Linked DNA regions of Homo sapiens: region 2 is linked to region 1. Evidence: read pairs that join two places in POLR2A ChIA-PET (ENCODE). Cell type or tissue: Panc1. All regions are shown on one strand.

Region 1 (5,000 bases):
TCCATCTGTCCACCCATCCATCCATCCCTCCATCATCCATCCACTCATCCATCCACCCACTCATCCATCCATCCACTCATCTATCAATGCATCCCTCCATCCATCCACCTACTCATCCATCCATCCACCCATCCATCCATCCCTCCATAATCCATCCATCCATCCACTCACCGTCCATCATCCATCCACCCACTCATCCATCCACCCACTCATCCATCCACCCACTCATCAATCCATCCACCCATCCATCCACCTATCCATCCATCCCTCCATCATCCACCCACCATCTATCATCCATCCACCCACTCATCCATCCACCCACTCATCCATCCATCCATCCATACATCCATCCACTCATCTATCAATGCATCCCTCCATCATCCATCCACCTACTCATCCATCCATCCCTCATCCATCCATCATCCATCCATCCACTCATCCCTCCATCATCCATCCACCTACTCATCCATCCATCATCCATCCATGCATTCATCCATTCACCATCCACCCACCCACGCATCTTCCCGTTCATCCATCCATACATCCCTCCATCGTGCATCCACCTATTCATCCATCTATCATTCATCCATGCACTTGTTCATCCATCCATCATCCACCCACCCACCCGTCTGCCCACTCATCCATCCATCCACTCCCCCATCCATCCATCCACCCACTTGTATATGCACTCATCCATCCACCCACACATCCTCTCAGCCACCATCAAGCCCGCATGTATTCACCAAGCCTCCACTCATCCCCCCATCTACCCATCCACCTGTCCATCCGTAGACACAAGCACAGATACACACATGCATTTACCTAACATTTACTGAAGGCTTTTTATGTGCCAGCCCTGCTCCAGGCACTGGGACTAGAGCAATACAGGATTAAACACTGTATTGCTTCATTATGTACCCACGATGTGCTGTTGGGCAAGTTATTTGAGCTGTCTTTGTCTGTTTCCCCAGCTGTAAAATGGTGATAATAATGGTGCCAACTCTGGAGGATCTCATGAGAATTAGGTGACTTTCCACATGGGAAGCACCAGGGCCTGCGTTGAGTCAAGTCCTCAACACGTGAACTGTGACTACAGCCCTAACTCCCTATTTCAGAAGACAGAAAACTAAGGCTCAAAGATTAAGTCACTTGCATAAGGCCTGGGAGTAAGGAAAGTGTGGAGCCGGGATTAGAACCTGGGTCTTCTTAATTCGGGCCCATGATCTTTTTTGTTTTGTTTTGTTTTGTTTTTAAGAGACAGAGTCTTGCTCTGTCGCCCAGGCTGGAGTGCAGTGGTGCGATCTCGGCTCACTGCAACCTCCACCTCCCAGTTCGAGCCATTCTCCTGCCTCAGCTTCTCAAGTAGCTGGGATTACAAGTGCGCACCACCACATCCAGCTAATTTTTGTATTTTTTAGTAGAGGTGGGGTTTCACTATATGTTGGCCAGGGTGTTCTCGAACTCCTGACCTCAAGTGATCCGCCGGCCTCGCCCTCCCAAAGTGTTGGGATTACAGGCGTGAGCCACTGCACACTGCCTTTTTTTTTTTTTTTTTTTTTTGAGACAGAGTCTCACTCTGTCACCTAGGCTGAAATGCGGTGGCACCATCTCAGCTCACTGCAACCCCCCCGCCCCAGTTCAAGCAATTCTCCTGCCTCAGCCTCCCGAGTAGCTGGGATTACAGGTGCACACCACCACGCCCAGCTATTTTTATTTTTAGTAGAGATGGGGTTTCATCATGTGGCCAGGCTGGTCTTGAACTCCTGACCTCAAGTGATCCTCCCACCTCGGCCTCCCAAAGTGTTGGGTTACAGGCGTGAGCCACCACGCCCGGCCCCCATTATCTTTCTTTTCTTTTTTTTTTCTTTTTGTTTTTGAGAGCAGTCTCGCTCTTGTCCCCCAGGTTTGAGTGCAATGGCTTGATCTTGACTCACTGCAAACTTCGCCTCTCAGGCTCAAATGATTCTCCTGCCTCTGCCTCCCAAGTAGCTGGGATTAAGGCGCCTGGCACCATACCCAGCTAATTTTTGTATTTTTTAGTAGAGACGAGGTTTCACCATATTGGCCAGGTTGGTCTTGAACTCCTGACCTCAGGTGATCCGCCTGCCTCGGCCTCCCAAAGTGCTGGGATTACAGGCGTGAGCCACAAGCCCGGCCTCCCCCATTATCTTTCTTAACTGCAGTGATCTACTGGCTCTAAAGGGTTTGTTGGTTGGGGAGGATTTGGATGTATGGAGGTAGAAGGAAAGTCTACTCCACTACAGGTAAGGGAACCTCAGGGGCAGAGGCGGGGACATGGGCAGGGAGGAGCTGGGGGTGTTTGTTTTGATCTGTATTAGAAAATGAGGCAGTCATGGTGGCTCACACCTCTAATCCCAGCAGTTTGGGAGGCTGAGACAGGAGGATCACTTAAGGCCAGGAGTTTGAGACCAGCCTGGGCAACATAGCAAGACCCCATCTTTTTTTTTTTTTTGAGACGGAGTCTTGCTCTGTTGCCCAGGCTGGAGTGCAGTGGCACGATCTTGGCTCACTGCAACCTCTGCCTCCCAGGTTCAAGTGATTCTCCTGCCTCAGCCTCCAGAGTAGCTGGGATCACAGGCACGCACCACCACGCCCGGCTAATCTTTGTATTTTTAGTAGAGACGGGGTTTCACCATATTGGCCAGGCTGGTCTCAAACTCCTGACTTCAGGTGATCCACCTGCCTCAGCCTCCCTAAGTGCTGGGATTACAGGTGTGACCCACTGCGCCTGGCCAGCAAGACCCCATCTTCAAAAAAAAAAAAAAAAGGCTGGGTGCGGTGGCTCATGCCTGTAATCCCAGCATTTAGAGAGGCCGAGACAGGTGGATCACCTGAGGTCAAGAGTTCAAGACCAGCCGGGCCAACAAAATGAAACACTGTCTTTACTAAAAATACAAAAATTAGGTGTGGTGGTGCGTACCTGTAATCCCAGCTACTCGGGAGGCTGAGGCACGAGAATCGCTTAATCGTTTGAACCTGGGAGGTGGAGGTTGCAGTGAGCCGAGATGGTGCCACTGCACTGCAGCCTGGGTGACAGAGTGAGACTCAGTCTCAAAAATAAATAAATAAAATAAAAGCCAGAAGAGGCAGTGCATGCCTGTGGTCCCAGCTACTCAGGAGGCTGGGGCGGGAGGTTCACTTGAGCCCAGGAGTTTGAGGCTACAGTGAGCCATGATCGTGCCCCTGCACTCTAGCCTGGGTGACAGAGCAACTCTGTCTCTAACAAAAAGAAAGAAAGAAAATGAATATGCGGCATTGGGAAGGAGAGATAGGGCCTCACGGGGAACGGAGGGGCTGGGACTTTATTCTGAGGGAGACATAAGCACACACACACACACACATGCACGCACTGTCCATGGCAACTATCTGTCCTGTGGAATGTGGCCCCCGCTAGCTCTTACTGTCCTCACATGTCACCTGTCCTGGCCTTCGCCCCAGCAGCTGAGGTTCACGGAGTTTTTCCTGGGCTGGGAGCGGGAGGAAGCTCGGGAGTCAGAGGACTCCCCATTTCCTGGAGGAAGTCCCTGATCTTGTTTGTATTCAAGAGAGTGAACGAGAGACAAAAGCAAAGATTGAGACAAAGAGAGAGGGAGACTGAGACAGACATCGGGAGAGACAGACGGGGCCAGGGAGAGAGAAAGAGAAAAAGAAACCAAATTCAAAGACACACGGAGACAGAGATAGACGCACAGAGAGGCAGATGGCCAGAACCCACCCCAGTCCCCCAGCACGTGTCCTGCCCCATCCAGCACCCACCCCGCCCCCCCTTGGCGAGTGGGGAGACAGGGACTCAGAGAGGTGCCGCAGCTCCCCACGGTGGCCCAGCAGGGCCAGCCCCCGCCTCCCCACCTTACCCGGTCACAGGGCCCCTTCTTCTCTAGAAAGCTCTCATAGTAGTGTGAAGGCAGGACACCCTTAGGCTTGGGGACACGGGGTGGCCTCAGGGCAGAGGCCATGACGGAGCCAGGGTCTTCCGCCTGGCCTCTCCTTCCAGTGGGTGCCCCAGCTGGGCCGGGAAGCTGAGAAACAGGTTTCAGGGGAGTTTCCTGTGTCAGCCCGTCAACTCCCTCCCCTGCCAGGGCTGGGCAGAGGCTGATCCCAGCAGGTCCAGTGATCCTAGGGAAATCCCCGCCTCTCCGGTGTGGAACTGAGAACAGAGAGAATGTATAAGTCTACTTGAATGGGAGAATAATCTTCGCTATATCTGCAAAGACAGAGACATGGTCTGTCTCTTTATTTATTTATTTATCTATTTTTCCTATTTTGAGACAGAGTTTCACTCTGTTGCCCAGGCTGGAGTAAAGTGGTATGATCTTGGCTCACTGCGACCTCTGCCTCCCGGGTTCAAGAGACTGCGCTGCCTCCCGGGTTCAGAGACTGAGTCCAAGCTCAGTCTCCTGACTAGCGTGGATTGCAGGTGACCGCCACCACGCCTGGCTAATTTTTGTATTTGTAGTAGAGACGAGGTTTCCCCATGTTGGCCCAGGCTGGTCTCGAACTCCTGACCCCAAGTTTTCTGCCCGCCTCAGCCTCCCAAAGTGCTGAGATTACAGGCATGAGCCACCACACCTGGCCCTTTCTCTTACTTTGATGGACCCTAATGATTACATTGGGCCCACCTGGATAATCCACGCTACTCTCCCTATTTTAAAGTCAGCTGACTAGCAACTTTAATTTCATCTGCAATTTTTCTTTTTTAGACGGTGTCTCATTCTGTTGTCGATGCTGGAGTGCAGTGGCACGATCATAGTTCACTGCAGCCCTGACCTCCCAATCTCAAGCGGTCCTCCTGCCTCAGCCACCCGAAGAGCTGGGACTATAGGTGGGCACCACCACACCCAGCTAATTTATTTTCCTTTTTTAAGGATGAGTTCTCACTATGTTGCCTAGGCTGGAGTACAGTGGGGCGATCATGACTCACTGTAGCCTCGACCTTACAGGCTCAAGTGATCCTCCAGCCTCAGCCTCCAGAGTAGGTG
Region 2 (5,000 bases), 380 kb before region 1:
CACTGCACTCCAGCCTGGGCAACAGGGCCAGACTCGCTCTCAAAAAAAAAAAAAAAAAAAAAAGCAAAAAAACTTCCTCCAGGGAGGATGGACAGGGTCGGGGCCCCTCTCTGAAACCACCTGTGAGCCCTAGCAGCTGAGCTGAGCCGCTCCCCCTCCAGGGCCACCTGCATGTGGCTCCAGACGGGGCAGGGGCTCCCACGTGGGACACAGCAGCATCCCGTAAGGCGCAAAGGGACAGGAAACGCTTCTGATCCACCTCAGCTGCCCAGAGCTTCCACCTCATTGCAATCAAAACACTCGGGGCAGCTGAGACCAAGATCCGGCAGCTCCCAGGACACCGTGAAGGTCTGCGAGGACCCCCGGTTTGTCCCCTCCTTCCTGAGCACAGCGGCAGGCATGGAACACAGAGAGAAACATGAACGCCGCGGAGGGCATATCCCCAGTGGCCAAGGGCTGGCTGTCCCCTGCCAAGGCCTGAGGCACACAACACCCGCGTATCTGGAAGCCAGTATTTTATTTCTCTTGGCTGCAGAGGGCCGCTCTTGCCTAGGCGTCCACAGGCGCGACGATGGGGCTCGCGGAGGAGTCCGCAGCAGGGCACCCCACACCCGGGGGACCGGCCTCGGCGAGAAGGGCACACAGTGGAAGACCCCACCAAGCCCGGCGCCACCCAGCAGCGTGGGGACTGCCTGTCCGCCGTCCATCCCACCCTCCCCGTCCCACGACCTCCTCCTGGGCTAATGGCAGCAACAGGCAGCACCCCGCCGAATTGTCCGTGCAACTACCCGCAAACCCTCCTCCGGGCCTGAACCAGGGCTGCATTCGGGCCGCCTCTGCGCCTCGGTGGGTCCCAACCCTCACGGTGCCACAGGCCACGCTGCCTGGAGGGTCCCAGGGTCACCGACGATGCAGGGGTGAAGGTGAAGGCCAGCGTGGAGGCTGTGTAGAGAAGCAGCCCCGTCCCACACCCACCCCTGCCTGCGAACTTACGGGCCTGGCTCCAGCTCCTCCCACTCCGCCTCCAGCCTGGTGGCGCTGGGCAAGGACAGGCACCCGGGCGATGGGAGGCGCAGCGTCCACAGGAAGCGCCCCCACCGCAGGCCGAGCTCCGGCTGTCCTGGGGCCTGGCCCACCCCACTGCGCCTAGCGCAGCCCGCACTCCACGCCCTGCAGCTTCTCCTGCTCCAGGGCGCGCACGAGGTCCTGCACGAAGCGCATCTCGGAGGCTACTTGCTTGGCCAGCGCCTCGTAGCGGTTCTCCAGGCGGCTGAAGCGGCGCTTGAGGCCGCTGGTCCCCAGCAGCGCGCCCTTGGCCTCCTCCTGCGCCTGCCGCTTGAGCGCCTCGGTCTTGAGCAGCTCCTGCCGTAGCCTCCGCAGGTCCTGGCCCAGGCTGTCGCTCTCCTCGCGGTACCAGGCCTCCTTCTCCTCGTAGATGGCGGCCAGCGCCTCCACGTCCTCGTGGCAGAGCCGCCGGCTGCGCTGCAGCTCGCGCAGGCCCTCCTCGGCGGCCGCCGCCTCCTCCAGCACCTTGGAGAAGCGCTCGAAGTCGGCGTAGCTGTTGTTGGGCGGCAAGCTGGAGTGCGACTTGATGGTGTACTCCTTCAGACGCGTGGTCTTCAGGCGCCGCCGCTCGGGCTTGCGGCCGCTGTCCTCACCACGCACGTTCCGCCGCCGGATCGCCTAGGAAGGAGGGAAGCCTGAGCGGGGTCCCCGCGATGCCACCCAGCCCCGCCAGCCCCCACCTGCCAGTGTGAACTGAGGTTCAGGGGCTCATCCGGCAGCAGAGTCAACGCCTCGTGACGGAGACTGCCCAGCCCGACGCAAAGCCGAGAGTGCTCTCTCGAGAAAAACGCTGCGGCCCTGGCCCCAGGAGTCAGCCCCGTTGGACACACACCAGCCAAGGATGCCACCAGGTCTGTCGGGTGCTGGACATCCCACGCCCAGGACCCAACCCCCGCCACACAGGCTCACTCCTCTGGGGACCCTCCCCAGCCACTGGGGGTTGTCACATCCACAAGCCTTAAATGCTGAAGGCCCCCCGGGACCCCAGCGAGAAGGCCAAGGCGGGAAGCCCAGGGAGCTCCCCCACCTCCCCACTTACCTTAATCCAGGAATGTTCCAGGCTCTGGGCAATGGTCATTCTCCGCCTGGAAGACCCCCGCTCTGGTTAGGTACACCTGCACCATCTGTCCCGTCCTCCCGTGAACAACTGACTCCCGGGACCCCCAAAAGCCCTAAAGTCGCCCCCCAGCCTCTGCTCAGCCAACCACAGAAGCTGAACAAGGGTACTGCAGGGAGCGTGGGGTTTTCTGGGGGGTGGTGGAGAGAGCTGAGACCTCAGGCTGGAGTCGCAAACCCAGGCGCCCGAGAGAGGGACTGGGCGGCCATGGAGGCCCGGGGAGGCCTACGAGTGAGGGCTCAGCACTGCCAGAATTCTAAGTGTTTACAGGAAAACAAGTGACCTGGAATTTTACATGGATCCTTACTTTACACACCGGCAACTAATTAAAAGTTTGCTAAAAACACAGCAAGCAGCCAGACACGGTGTCTCACGCCCGCAATCCCAGCACTTTGGGAGACCAAGGCAGGCAAATCACAAACCAAGGAGGTCAGGAGTTCAAGACAAGCCTGGGCAACATGGTGAAGCCCTGTCTCTACTAAAAATACAAAAATTAGCCAGGCGTGGTGGCGGGCGTCTATAATCCCAGCTACTTGGGAGGCTAACGCAGGAGAATAGCCTGAACCCGGGAGGCAGAGGCTGCAGTGAGCCGAGATCACGCCACTGCACTGCACTCCAGCCTGGGAGACAGAGCAAGACTCCGTCTCAAAAAAAAAGACTCCGTCTCAAAAAAAAAAAAAAAAAAAAACCATGGCAATGGCCAGCTTGGGCCACCAGTTTATCAGTTTACTCTCTCCAGCCCAAGGGGTAAGCAATGTCTGATCCCCAGCCGCAGGGAGGTGGCGCTGGGAGGAGAGTCCTCTGGAGCCTCCGTGGGTGGAGTGGGCCTGTGTCCCATGTCCCACCCCGTGCCCCCTGCCGGCCCCTCGTACTTGGGATCTTTGACGAGCAGCCGGCGAATGAAGTCCTTGGCCAGCTCGCTGGTGTTGCTGAAGTACTCCTCGTCGAAGTCGTAGTTCACGGCTGAGATGTTGGTGAGCGTCTCCTGCTTGGTCTCGCCCAGGAACGGGGATGCACCGCTCAGGCTGCGAGACAGGCGTGGGGGCTCAGTGGGGTCCTGGGCTCCCACCACGGCCGCGCCGCCTCTCCGGCTGCCCACGACAGGCGGAGCACAGAAGACAGGCTGACGGCAGGTGCCTGGGCCACTCACACTCCTGAGCCCTTAGAACCTTCCTGCAACGATCCCAGACACCACCCAAGAGGCATTCAAAATCCACCCCCCCACCCCGCCACTGACAGCAGCAGAAATGAACAGGCAGAAGTCTCCTTGGAGACTCGAAGTATCTGTGCAGACGCAGAGCCCGAAAGCCCCCAGTGCTCAGTAACGCCGAGGGGAGGGTAACTGCAGTGGGGAGCCCGAGCCAACACCTTAGCCAAAGGATCAAGGTCAACAGCCCGGCAGTGAGAGGCCCCAACAGCGTCTGCCTCCCAGCCTGACGCTGGGAGGGTGACACAGCATCATCCCTGGGGTTTTGAGCAGAGACACTGAAGCCCCGTCTGATCGTCTGATCGTGACAGCGCACGAGACTAAACGTGGACTCAGACGCCTTCTGCAAAACACCTGACCCGTGAGCACAAGTCAGGGTCAAGGTCATGAAAGCCAGACAGAGGAACAGCCTCAGACTGGAGGCGGCGAAGGAGCTGAATGGCTAAATGCCGTGTGGGGACCTCAGAGAGGACAGGAGTGGAAAACGGGGGTGTCTAACCACCTCTGGCACTTTAAATTTTTTAAATTTTTTAGAGACGGAGTCTCGCTCTGTCACCCAGGCTGGAGTGCAGTAGCGCGATCTCGGCTCACTGCAAACTCCATCTCCTGGGTTCATGCCATTCTCCTGCCTCAGCCTCCTGAGTAGCTGGGACTACAGGCACCCGCTGCCACACCCAGCTAATTTTTGTATTTTTAGTAGAGACATGGTTTCATCGTGTTAGCCAGGATGGTCTCAATGCCCTGACCTCGTGATCTGCCCTCCTCAGCCTCCCAAAGTGCTGAGATTACAGGCGTGAGCCATCGCACCCGGCCCATCTAGCACTTTTGTGATTAGCGTAGCACCAAGGCTAACGTCTTGGTGTTCATAACGTTCGTGTTCATGAAAAATGTAAACTGAAGGAGGAGGAAGCTGCAGGGGGCGTCTGTGCTGTTTCTGTTGCTCCTTTGTAAGTCTGAATTATCTGAACATTTAAAAAGAATACAAACGGTCTAGCCCATCTCCTGAAGCCTTTGGGTCCGCTCACGCACTACAGCGGGCTGGGCCCACGCCATTGTTTATTTCCTTGCTTACTGAATGAGCTATGCCCATTCAATATGGCTGGGCAACACAGTGAAACTCCACCTCTACAAAAACTTTTAAAAATTAGCCAGCTGGGCACGGTGGCTCACACCTGTCATCCCAGCATTCTGGGAGGCCAAGGCGGCCGGATCACTTGAGGTCTGGAGTTCAAGACCAGCCTGACCGAAATGGTGAAACATCGTCTCTACTAAAAATACAAATAATTAGCCAGGCATGGTGGCAGGCACCTGTAATCCCAGCTACTTGGGAGGCTGAGGCATGGGAATCACTTGAACCCGGGAGGCAGAGGTTGCAGTAAGCCTGAGCTGAGACGGGGCCTTGGCACTTCATCCAGCCTGGGCAACAAGAGCGAAACTCTGTCTCAAAAAAAAAAAAAAAAAAAAAAAAATTAGCCAGCTGGGTGCAGCGGCCCACGCCTGTAATCCCAGCACTTTGGGAAGCCGAGGCAGGCAGATCACCTGAGGTCAGGAGTTCAAAACCAGCCTTGATCAACATGGTGAAACCCCGTCTCTTCTAAAAATACAAAAATT

The links. ChIA-PET counts read pairs that join two places held together with the same protein. Peaks named below come from ENCODE experiments on the same cell type or tissue, not always from the same donor. Only the 100,000 strongest peaks of a DNase experiment are listed, where the experiment ranks them.
Region 2: POLR2A ChIA-PET joins it to region 1 with 10 read pairs; 3 of 35 experiments call an interaction of 5 or more read pairs at or near these places.

Annotation. Positions count from the first base shown.
Region 1 is chr19:4,334,777-4,339,776 of GRCh38, forward strand. It overlaps STAP2 (signal transducing adaptor family member 2), which reads right to left and starts at 4,051. Exons shown (of 13, transcript NM_001013841.2): 1 at 3,876-4,051. The coding sequence starts at 3,977. In Panc1, no CTCF peak of the experiment used is centred here; no DNase peak of the experiment used is centred here; H3K4me3 peaks cover 1,308 bases; H3K27ac peaks cover 470 bases.
Region 2 is chr19:3,957,955-3,962,954 of GRCh38, forward strand. DAPK3 (death associated protein kinase 3) reads right to left here. Exons shown (of 9, transcript NM_001348.3): 7 at 3,055-3,207; 8 at 2,105-2,150; 9 at 499-1,683. The coding sequence ends at 1,147. MIR637 (microRNA 637) reads right to left here and starts at 3,558; the gene lies at 3,460-3,558. In Panc1, no CTCF peak of the experiment used is centred here; no DNase peak of the experiment used is centred here.